Regions from separate parts of the Homo sapiens genome. Here region 1 is linked to region 2. A link is a loop called in an ENCODE intact Hi-C map of the cell type or tissue named here. Cell type or tissue: ovary. All regions are shown on one strand.

Region 1 (5,000 bases), 730 kb before region 2:
TCTGGCAATTTATAAAATGCTGTGAGACTATGGAAGACTGCTTGCCAATGGAGGAGGAGGAACGAATAGGATGTTAACTGAGACTGCGAAGTTTGAGCTAAATCTTGAAGGAAGAGAAGGAATTCACCAGACTTACAAGTAAGAAACAGGATTCCAGACAAAGAGAAAAGTATCTGCTAAGGTGTGTAAGAGTGTGTTTTACACTTGATAAGTCATTTAGTATATCTGTAGACATAGGATGCTTGTAAGGAGAGTCACAGGAAATGAGGTCAGGAAGTCAAAATAGTAATATCTACTCTATTGTCAAGTAGTTACATTTCTTACTATGTGCCAGGCACTGGGCCAAGCAATTCTTATGCATTGTATCATGTAATCTTCAAAACAACAGTAAGAGGTAGGTACTACCATTATCTCTATTTTATGAATAAGGGAACTTGAATTTGGTGAGGATAAGTGACTCACTCATGATCATACAACTATTAGGTCATGAAGTTGGATTTGAAATCCAGTTCTTTCTGACTCCAGAAACCATCCACTTACTTGTTGTTAGTTCCACCTTACGTATTACAAGGGTATTTGTTGTGCCCTAATCATTTCAGGTTCCCAAATACAATAAGAGAATGTCATAAAGATTTTCAGGGCTATGGTAAAATGAGGAAAATAAGGACTACATAGTGATTTTTTCCATAAAGTTGTATCATTATTCAATATAAGAGACTTTATTCCTAACTTGTGTTCTTCCTATTTTCTGACATCAAAATTCTTTTTTTGTTTGTGAAATCACGTAGCTAGAAGGTGGTAGTGATCTTAAAAATGTTCTGGTCAAAACTGAAAATTGTCAATCCCATGATACTGTTCCAAACCTATAAATCATTGCTCTAGGCCATGAAGCTATGCTGCCTTACTAAAGATTGTGTAAGCCATGGTACAGCATTTAAATTTATGCTACAAGCAATGAGAGGTCATTTAAGTATTTTTAGCAGTAAAATTACAAAATTTGCATTCTAGAGGGATTATTCTTTTATTAGCATTGAGGATGTATTGGAGGAGGATGAAAGATAGGGAGATTAACTGGAAGATGATCATGGCAATCCGACAAAGAGGTGATGAGAACTTTGAACTAAGGCAAGAGGAGAGAGAAGGAATGGTTTTAAGGGATTTTGAAGAGGTAAAGTCAGTGGGTTTTGTGACCAATGAAATGCTAGTTGTGCAAGAGAGATAGAATCTAGGACCATTCCCAAGTTTCCAATCCACAACACATTGAAGGGTGGAATAATTCCTAAGATTTTGTATACATGAAGAAGACTGGGCTGGTGAAGGGAAAGATTGATGAGTTTGGTTCAGATTTTTTTTTTTTTTTTTGAGATAGAGCCTCGCTCTGCTTTTGTTGTTGTTGTTGTTGTTTTTTGTTTGTTTTGTTTTTTGTTTTTTGTTTTTGAGACGGAGCCTGGCTCTGTTGCCCAGGCTGGAGTGCAGTGGCATGATCTTGGCTCACTGCAAGCTCCGCCTCCTGAGTACAAGCAATTCTCCTGCCTCAGCCTCCCGAGTAGCTGGGATTACAGGCGCATGCCACCACATCCGGCTGATTTTTGTATTTTTAGTAGAGACATGGTTTCACCATATTGGCCAGGCTGGTCTCGAACTCCTGGCCTCAGGTGATCCACCCGTCTCAGCCTCCCAAAATGCTGGGATTACAGGCTTTGACTTCAAGGACAATCAGATGAATATGATTTTAAAATATTGATTTCTATCTCACCAAGCTTCTGGGGACAAAAAGATTATCTTTCATGTAGTCATGAAACTTGACATAAGTTTGTTTATTTATTTATTTTGAGTTTTTTTTTGAGACAGGGTCTCATTCTGTGGCCCAAGCTGGAGTACAGTGGATGATCACAGCTCACTGTAGCCTCAACCTCCCAGGCTCAAGCAATCCTTTCATCTCAACCTCCTGAGTAGCTGGGACCACAGGCGTGTGCCACCATGCCCAGCAGTCTCCCTATGTTGCACAGGATGGTCTCGAACTCCTGGGCTCAAGCAATCCTCCCACCTCAGCCTCCCAAAGTATTGGGATTACAGGTATGAGCCACCGCGCCCAGTTGAGATAGGTTTAAATAGTCAAGGCCTAAAAAACAGACTTTGCTTCATGAAGTAAAAAATTGTAATAAGTGCACAAAATTAATCTTAGGCATGGATATGGAGCTCCATCACATGACTACTATTATATTGTGATCCTTGTCACACTTTATTTTTAAGATGACTCAGAGAAACAGTGAACTGGCGAAATGTTTGGAAGGCTAGTAGGTTATTTTGGCCCTGTCAGAAAGACCAAAATAATGGTTATAAAGTACTTTTTGAGATCTTCAAATGAAAGATGCCCAGAAAAAGACATTATTAATGTTGACTATGAAGATGTAGAGACAGGTATCTTTAGTTATTTGAAAAAGCTTATAAATAAAAGACAATGACTTAGTGACTTGAAAACAGAAATATCTGGCCTTACTTCTGATTTTCTATATGAATCATAACAAATCAAATGCACCCTTTAAAAATATGAACACTTGGGGTGACCACAGCTTCCTGAAGACAGAAATGAATTTAACACAATAACCATCTCTGGACAGTGAAATTCACATTCCGCACCACCACCAGCCCAATTAAAGGGAAAGAATTTCGACTTGACAATCTGCCCTTCAGTATCTCAGACCCAGGCTGAGGGCAGATCTAGTGACCTCCTCCTGAATAAAAAGGGGAAGGGGATTGGGCAGTAAATTCTGTCCTGGCGAACATCAGCCTGGCAGTAAATCGGAATCCTCTCTGTGCCCTCTTTATTATCACATTCACAGCATGAAGTTATGAGCTTCCTCACAGCTCCTGCTATAAAAATGTGATGGATGGTAGGGAAACCTCAGGGAGTTAATCTATTCTTCCATTAAATTTTACTTTAATTGGTCTGTGAGTCAATCAGAAACTCACTAGACAGTGAATTAAGAAAGAAAAGAGTGAAATAGAAAAAGCTTTCTTTTGCAGTTACTATATTATAATGCAGAATTATTCTTCCATTGAAAGAAAACTGAGACCATTGGTCCATACAAATAATCCCTGGCTCTGTAAAGAAAATGAGAGAAAAACAGGCAACCATGAATCCTACTCACTGGTGACATTAACACATATGACATTACACATACTCACACGTATCTCACCAAGGAAAAGCAGGCTTCTCAGACCCCCTCCACCCCCACCAACAGTAATTAGAATGAGAGAGAGAGAGAGAGAGACAGAGAGAGAGAGAGAGAGAGAGAGAGAATGAACTTGAATCATGGCCTCTAAGAAAATTAATACAAAGAAAAATAAGCTGTTGAGAACCTCTATCATCAGTAACATAACTCTATAGGTACAAAAGAAGGTAGATGTTAAAGACCAAAGGTGGATCAGCTGAAATGTTCATGGATTCAGTTAGTAAAATGTTTGTGCAGTATTTAAGGCCATAATGGGCTCTGATAAAGATTCTCAGAATCTAATAATGGCCTCTCTGGACTTCTTGTCTAATTAGTGGAATAAGGAGCGAGCCAGCTTGGAATTGAGCATTGCTAGATATGAGGGAGAAGGGAAAAAAAAAAGCCAAAGCTGCAAGAAAAATAAACCAGAGTAAAGGAGAAGAAAAACAAGAGCAGCCAGTGCTTTCAGAACTGCTCCTGAGCTGACAACTGAAGTTTATGCCTTGAAATATATGATAATAAGATTTTATGGGAGTGAGCCCCAGGGACCCAAATGTCTCTCTGTAAACAACGGACCTCAGGGAAAAGCCAAGGTTTGAGTAATGTACTCAGTCTCCACTCATGATAAAAAAATAAAAAAAAGCAAAAAAGCAGTGAAGACAGGAAATAACTCCTTTTATTCTAACTGTAGAACCCTGAGTTGCAGCAAATGCCCTCTGAGGGCAAAGACAATCGACAACCAGTATAGAAATACAGTTGTCCCATATTCAGACAAGGGATTTAAACCTCAGCAGCCTCAAAAACCTGAGGTTGTATGAGAAGAACCTAGTAAAGTGCTGCCTGTCCACCCTTCACACATGGGCAATATATGTCCAGAAACCAAATGGTTTATTGTGCAGTGTTGTTCCAGTGGAATTACTGGAGGGACATCAGAATGACCTAATCCTTGAAGCATGTGCCAGTTATCCCAGTGCTGCAAAGAGTTAAACCTGAAAGTGCTGCCTGTTCCCACTCGTTCACAATCCAGATTACCTAGAAAGATATTACCAGCTGAACTCCACACATAGTATGATGGCTTCCTTTGAAGACTTGGGTCAGGTAAAGCTCAAAGTTAGCCTTAAGCAACTACTAAACGATGAAAGTCCCTAGTGTACTCTGAGACTAAATCAGGTTGCCTTTAAAATTCTTCATCTTCAAAGACAACAGCTCTATCCTCTTTTTATAAATGTGAGGCCATGAGACAGCAAAGTGCTATTTCTACTGGCATTAGTTCCACCTTATATATTAAAAAGATATTTGTTGTGCCCTAATCACTCTGGGTCCAAGATCATAAGGGACCTTGTTTCTTGGTGGGAGGCTATAGTGTGAAAAGGTTACTTAGTCATCACTAGCCTCTAGCAATGCTGGAACACCACACATGGGGCTCCTCAAACAGGAAGTCAAAGCCAGTTCTGACCCCTGGATGAACTCTGCATTTTCGGGCAAGAGGCCTGATGAATCTCCAGGGACAGTGCTGCCCTGTGTCTCTGTGTCCATATGTATGTGTTTACTCCTCTGTGTGCATGTGTGGAGGTGGGTGGTACTGAAGGGAAGCAGGGTGTGAAGGTTCTGGATAATTATGAAAATTAGATCTTTTACAGCAGGCTTCAAGCTCAATTTGGGCTGACAGCTCATGAACAGATCATCTGAAGTCTTAATAGGCCAATGCTAGTTCAATAGTTGTATGGTTAAATCATGCACATTTGTGCCTCAGCTGACACAAAAAGCAGACCCAGATGCCTCACA
Region 2 (5,000 bases):
GCTCATGCTCTGCCTATCAGCTCCAGGTCCTAATAAAGGCCACCTTCCTTTCCAGGTGAACACCCTAGCCTAGGAGCAGATCCAGCATGAAATTAAGTGTGCGTGTGGGATGAGAGGTACCTGGACTAGCAGGGTCACTTACCTCTGCCTCCTGGAAACCTCCTCTGCATACCCACCCATTCTCCACCATCTAGAAAAACTCCTCCCTTAGCAAGCTCTCCAAATTCCATCTCCCAGCTACCAATGGGCAGAGATTAGACGTCGATTCAGATTTGACCTCCAAGGGAGATGTGAGGGCTGCTTGTGATCTTGTTTTCTGCTGAGCAACACAGTTAATGAGCTCAGAAGGGCTTGTGTTCAAATCTGCCTCCTGCCTGGAGGCAACAGTATCCAAGAAAAGTGGACAACATTCCCTGGGAACCCTGAGTCTGGGGCCAAATTGGAGTCAAGGAAGGCTCTGTGATGGGCTCTAGCAGCCATGAGCCCCTGCCTTGTACTCTGTGGATTTGTTTTGGGGGTGGGCTGCTCTGAAGGCCAATGTACTTCATTTTGTTTATTAATTTAGAGACGGAGTCTCACTCTGTCTCCTAAGCTGGAGTGCAGTGACACGATCTCAGCTCACTGCAACCTCCACCTCCGGTTCAAACAATTCTCCCGCCTCAGCCTCCCGAGTAGCTGGGATTACAGGCAAGAACCACCATGCCCGACTAATTTTTGTACTTTTAGTAGAGATGGGGTTTCACCATGTTGGCCAGGCTGGTCTTGAGCTCCTGACTTCAAGTGATCCGCCCGCTTCGGCCTCACAAAGTGCTGGGATTACAGGCGTGAGCCACCGTGACTGGCCAAGCAAGTGTACTTTAAGTCCCCACCCCACCCCCTTCTCTGCAGCCTCATCCCCATTTCTCTTTGATCTTTGGCCCTCATGCCCTGCAGTGCACAGACAAGAGAGAATATGTCCTGGACCCTGTAGGCAGGGAAGAGCAGGGCAGGCAGGAACAGGGAATGTGGGGAGGGCCCCCAAGCCTAGAGCTCCTGCTCAAGTCTGCAAGTTCCACACTCCCCAGAAGCAGCAGAATATGCGAGGAGGGCCAGGGGAGATCAGAGATGAAGCCAAACTCCTAGGGGGTTCCACAGCTCCCCCAAAAGGCATATTGGGAGGCAGGAAATTGAAAAGATGACCCTGGGAAGTTTCTGAGGATTGGAAGAGCCTGCTGGACTTGATCAAAATCATTTAATAAATCCAACTGGCAGTTAAGCCAGCCTGTCCACACCATAAGGAGAAGCGCCCTGGTGTGCAGAGTTCTGTGCAGGTTTGGGGTTGGGGGTGGGGAGGAGGAGGCTCTGGAATTAGCAGAGCCTCCCTCTTCCCATTTCACTATGGAGAATTGCTAGCATGTGAGGGGTCAGAGAGGACACAGGGGATGGGGGTCAGGAGGACACCCCAACTAGCCCAACACCCACACAAGTTGAAAGAGTGTGTGGGGGCCCGGCACAGTGGCTCACGCCTGTAATCCCAGCACTTTGGGAGGCCGAGGAGGGCAGATCACAAGGTCAGGAGTTTGAGACCAGCCTGGCCAATAAGTGCCGATAGTCCCCACTACTTGGGAGGCTGAGGCAGAAGAATCACTTGAACCCAGGAGGCAGAAGTCGCAGTGAGCTGAGATCACTCCACTGCACTCCAGCCTGGGAGACAGAGCGAGACTCCATCCCCCGCCAAAAAAAAGAAAGAGTGTGTTGGGTTGGGTTGGGGGGTTTCTGAGGTGTTACAGGAGTTAGGTAATCAGGGGAGTGAGATTCAGAGAAGGGGTGATGGGCAGTGCCATCGCAAGAGAACCCTGGGTCCCATTTCCCAGCCCTTCCTGGGTTCTGACTGGGCCCTCAGGAATGAGAACTGTAACAGCAGAAGAGCATCTGGGGTTTGCTTGCTCTTCCAGTCCCCACTGGTGACTCACCGCCACCCCCACCACCATCCCCATCCCCCTCGCTGGCGCAGACATTCTGGCCCAGCTCTGCAGCCAGGTCAGGGTGACTCAGAGGGCTGGCTGCTGCCTCCCCGCCGTGGACCCTGCTTTTGAAGTTCACTTAGTCTTCAAACTCACAGCTGACTGAGAAAGCCGACTTCCCTCTCTGGCTTCTCTCACACCAGTCAACAGATTTCTTCTTAGGCAGAGGAGGAAACAAGAGGTGACTTGATGCCCAACAACTTTGCCAAGTCCTCCGGTCTATCCTGATGCTTAGAGGGACTATCTCCAGCTTTTCCCCACAGTCACATCACACACACAGTCATGCTCCCAAACATTTTTGCCGACAGCATTTCCCTTAGGTCCTGATAGATACTTTCCAGAGGGGTCTTCAAGAAGAATATATGGCCGGGCACAGTGGTTCCCGCCTGTAATCCCAGCACTTTGGGAGGCCTGGGCGAACGGATCACTTGAGGTCATGAATTTGAGACCAGCCCAGCCAACATGGTGAAATACCATCTCCACTAAAAATACAAAAATTAGCTAGGTATGGTGGCAGGCGCCTGTAATCCCAGCTGCTTGGGAGGCTGAGACAGGAGAATCACTTGAACCCAGTGGGCAGAGGAGGTTGCAGTGAGCCGAGATCGTGCCACTGCCCTCCAGCCTGGATGACAGAGTGAAAGTACGTCTCAAAAAAAAAAAAAAAAAAAAAAAAAAAAAAAGAATATGCTATCTATAGCCTTTATGGCCATCTGCTACAAGCAGTTTGAAGCAGTTTGGAAGTCCTCTCCCAGTTCTAACCCCAATCCCTCTTGCTGTTTTCAAAGGCTTTTGTTTGTCGGGAAAAGAGCTCAAGCTCTTAGTAGTTGCTGCCTAATCCGTGGGAGGAGGGCTGCAGTGAAGAGTTGGAATGGGAGAAGATGGCTACAAGGTCCTCACTTCCAAGGAGTCCTGCTGGAGGGAAAAAATTGATTGTGTATTTAGGATAAAAGGCCAAAGGGGGCCAGGCACGATGGCTCACGCCTGTAATCCCAGCACTTTGGGAGGCCAAGGCGGCCGGATCACGAGGTCAGGAGTTTGAGACCAGCCTGGCCAACATAGTGAAACCCTGTCTCTAGTAAAAATTCAAAAAATTAGCTGGGCATGGTGGTGCACGCCTGTAGTCCCAGCTACTTGGGAGGCTGAGGCCGGAGAATCACTTGCATCCGGGAGGTGGAGGTTGTGGTGAGCTGAGATCACGCCACTTCACTCCAGCCTGGGCAACAGAACGAGACTCTGTCTAAAAAGAAAAAAGAAAAAAAGAAAAAGAAAAAGAAAAGGGCTGGGCCTCCCTGAAAGAGCAGAATTCCTGAGCTCCTCTGTTTTTCTGCTAGGGGTACATCCCAGAGAAAGGAAGACAGTGGTGAGAAGGGAGGGTTTTCTCTTCCTTTTCCTTGTGTGGGGGCATGAAGGATGGAGCAGTTTCCAGAGTCCCCAGTGGAACCTCCCCTACCCTTGCGCCCCCTCCTGCCCCTGGTATCCGAGTCCTGCAATGGGTGAGTGTGTGGGTGGGGCTTCTGCAACTTCGGAAAACATATACCTCCTTAATTAGATTAAGGAGCAGCTTGGTGGGCAGAGAGAGAGGATTAGACTGGAGTTCAAGCCCCAGCTCCACCTGTCCCCACTACCAAGGTTATGTTTGGCTTTGGGCAAAGCTCTTAACCACTCTGAGGCTTAACTCACTTGCCCATTTCTAAACTGGACATAAGAACAAAACTTTCCCAGCTTACCTTACTGTTAACTTGAAGGTATCCTGCTAGTGTTGGCTGGCAGTATTCTCTGCAATGATCTCCCCTGCATCACTCTATGCTGAAAATCATCATTATTTTTTAAATTATTGATTTTTATTTTTAATTTAGGGTCTTCTCACTCTGTCACCCAGGCTAGAGTGTAGTGGCACAATCACAGCTCACTGGCCGGGCATGGTGGCTCATGCCTGTAATTCTAGCACTTTGGGAGGCCAAGGTGGGAGGAACACTTGAGGTCAGGAGTTCGAGACCAGCCAGGCCAACATGGTGAAATCCCATTTCTACTAAAATTACAAAAATTAGCCAGGTGTGGTGGCACACACCTGTAATCCCAGCTACTCAGGAGGCTGAGACAGGAGAATCGCCTGAATCCGGGAGGTGGAGGTTGCAGCGAGCCTAGATTGTGCCATTGCCCTCCAGCCTGGGGGACAAGAGCAAAACTCCGTCTCAAAAAATAAAAAATAAAAAATAAATCACAGCTCACTGTAGCCTGACCTCCTCCAACTCCTGAGTAGTTGGGATTACAGGCATGCACAACCATGCCTGGCTAATTTTATTTTATTTTGTTATTATTATTTTTTTGAGACAGAGTCTCCCTCTGTCACCAGGCTGGAGTGCAGTGGCGCGATCTCGGCTCACCGCAACCTCCGCTCCTGGGTTCAAGAGATTCTCCTGCCTCAGCCTCCTGAGCAGCTGGACTACAGGTGAGTGCCACCTTGCCCAGGTAATTTTTGTATTTTTAGTAGAGACAGGGTTTCAGCATGTTGTTCAGGATGGTCTCGATCTCTTGACCTTGTGATCCACCCGCCTCAGCCTCCCAAAGTGCTGGAATTACAGGCATGAGCCACCATGCCCGGTCATTTATTTTTTAAGTACAGATCTTGCTATGTTGCCCCAGGCTGGTTTTGACCTCCTGGGCTCAAGTAATCCTCCTGCCTTGGCTTCCCAAAGTGCTGAGACTAGAGGTGTGAGCCACTGTGCTTGGGCTATGGAGAAAATTAAATACAGTGAATTAAGAAAGCCAGGCTGGGCCTGGTGCGGTGGCTCACGCCTGTAATCCCGGCACTTTGGGAGGCCAAGGCGGGTGGATCACGTGGTCAGGAGATCGAGACCATCCTGGCCAACATGGTGAAACCCTGTCTCTACTAAAAATACAAAAAAATTAGTTGGGTGTGTTGGCATGTGCCTGTAGTCCCAGCTACTCGGGAGGCTGAGGCAGGATAATTGTTTGAACCCTGGAGGCGGAGGTTTC

The links. A loop is a pair of places that touch in the nucleus more often than their neighbours do. Peaks named below come from ENCODE experiments on the same cell type or tissue, not always from the same donor. Only the 100,000 strongest peaks of a DNase experiment are listed, where the experiment ranks them.
Region 1: it touches region 2 in a loop (31-fold over the local background); 2 of 110 quality-filtered maps call a loop at or near these places.

The regions. Positions count from the first base shown.
Region 1 is chr17:48,236,575-48,241,574 of GRCh38, forward strand. The region is part of intron 4 of SKAP1 (src kinase associated phosphoprotein 1); the gene reads right to left. Among named protein-coding and RNA genes, the nearest start is that of SKAP1-AS2, 55 kb to the right of the region's middle. In ovary, no CTCF peak of the experiment used is centred here; no DNase peak of the experiment used is centred here.
Region 2 is chr17:48,970,540-48,975,539 of GRCh38, forward strand. No RefSeq gene overlaps it. Among named protein-coding and RNA genes, the nearest start is that of GIP, 4.4 kb to the left of the region's middle. In ovary, no CTCF peak of the experiment used is centred here; a DNase peak (open chromatin) is centred at 2,012.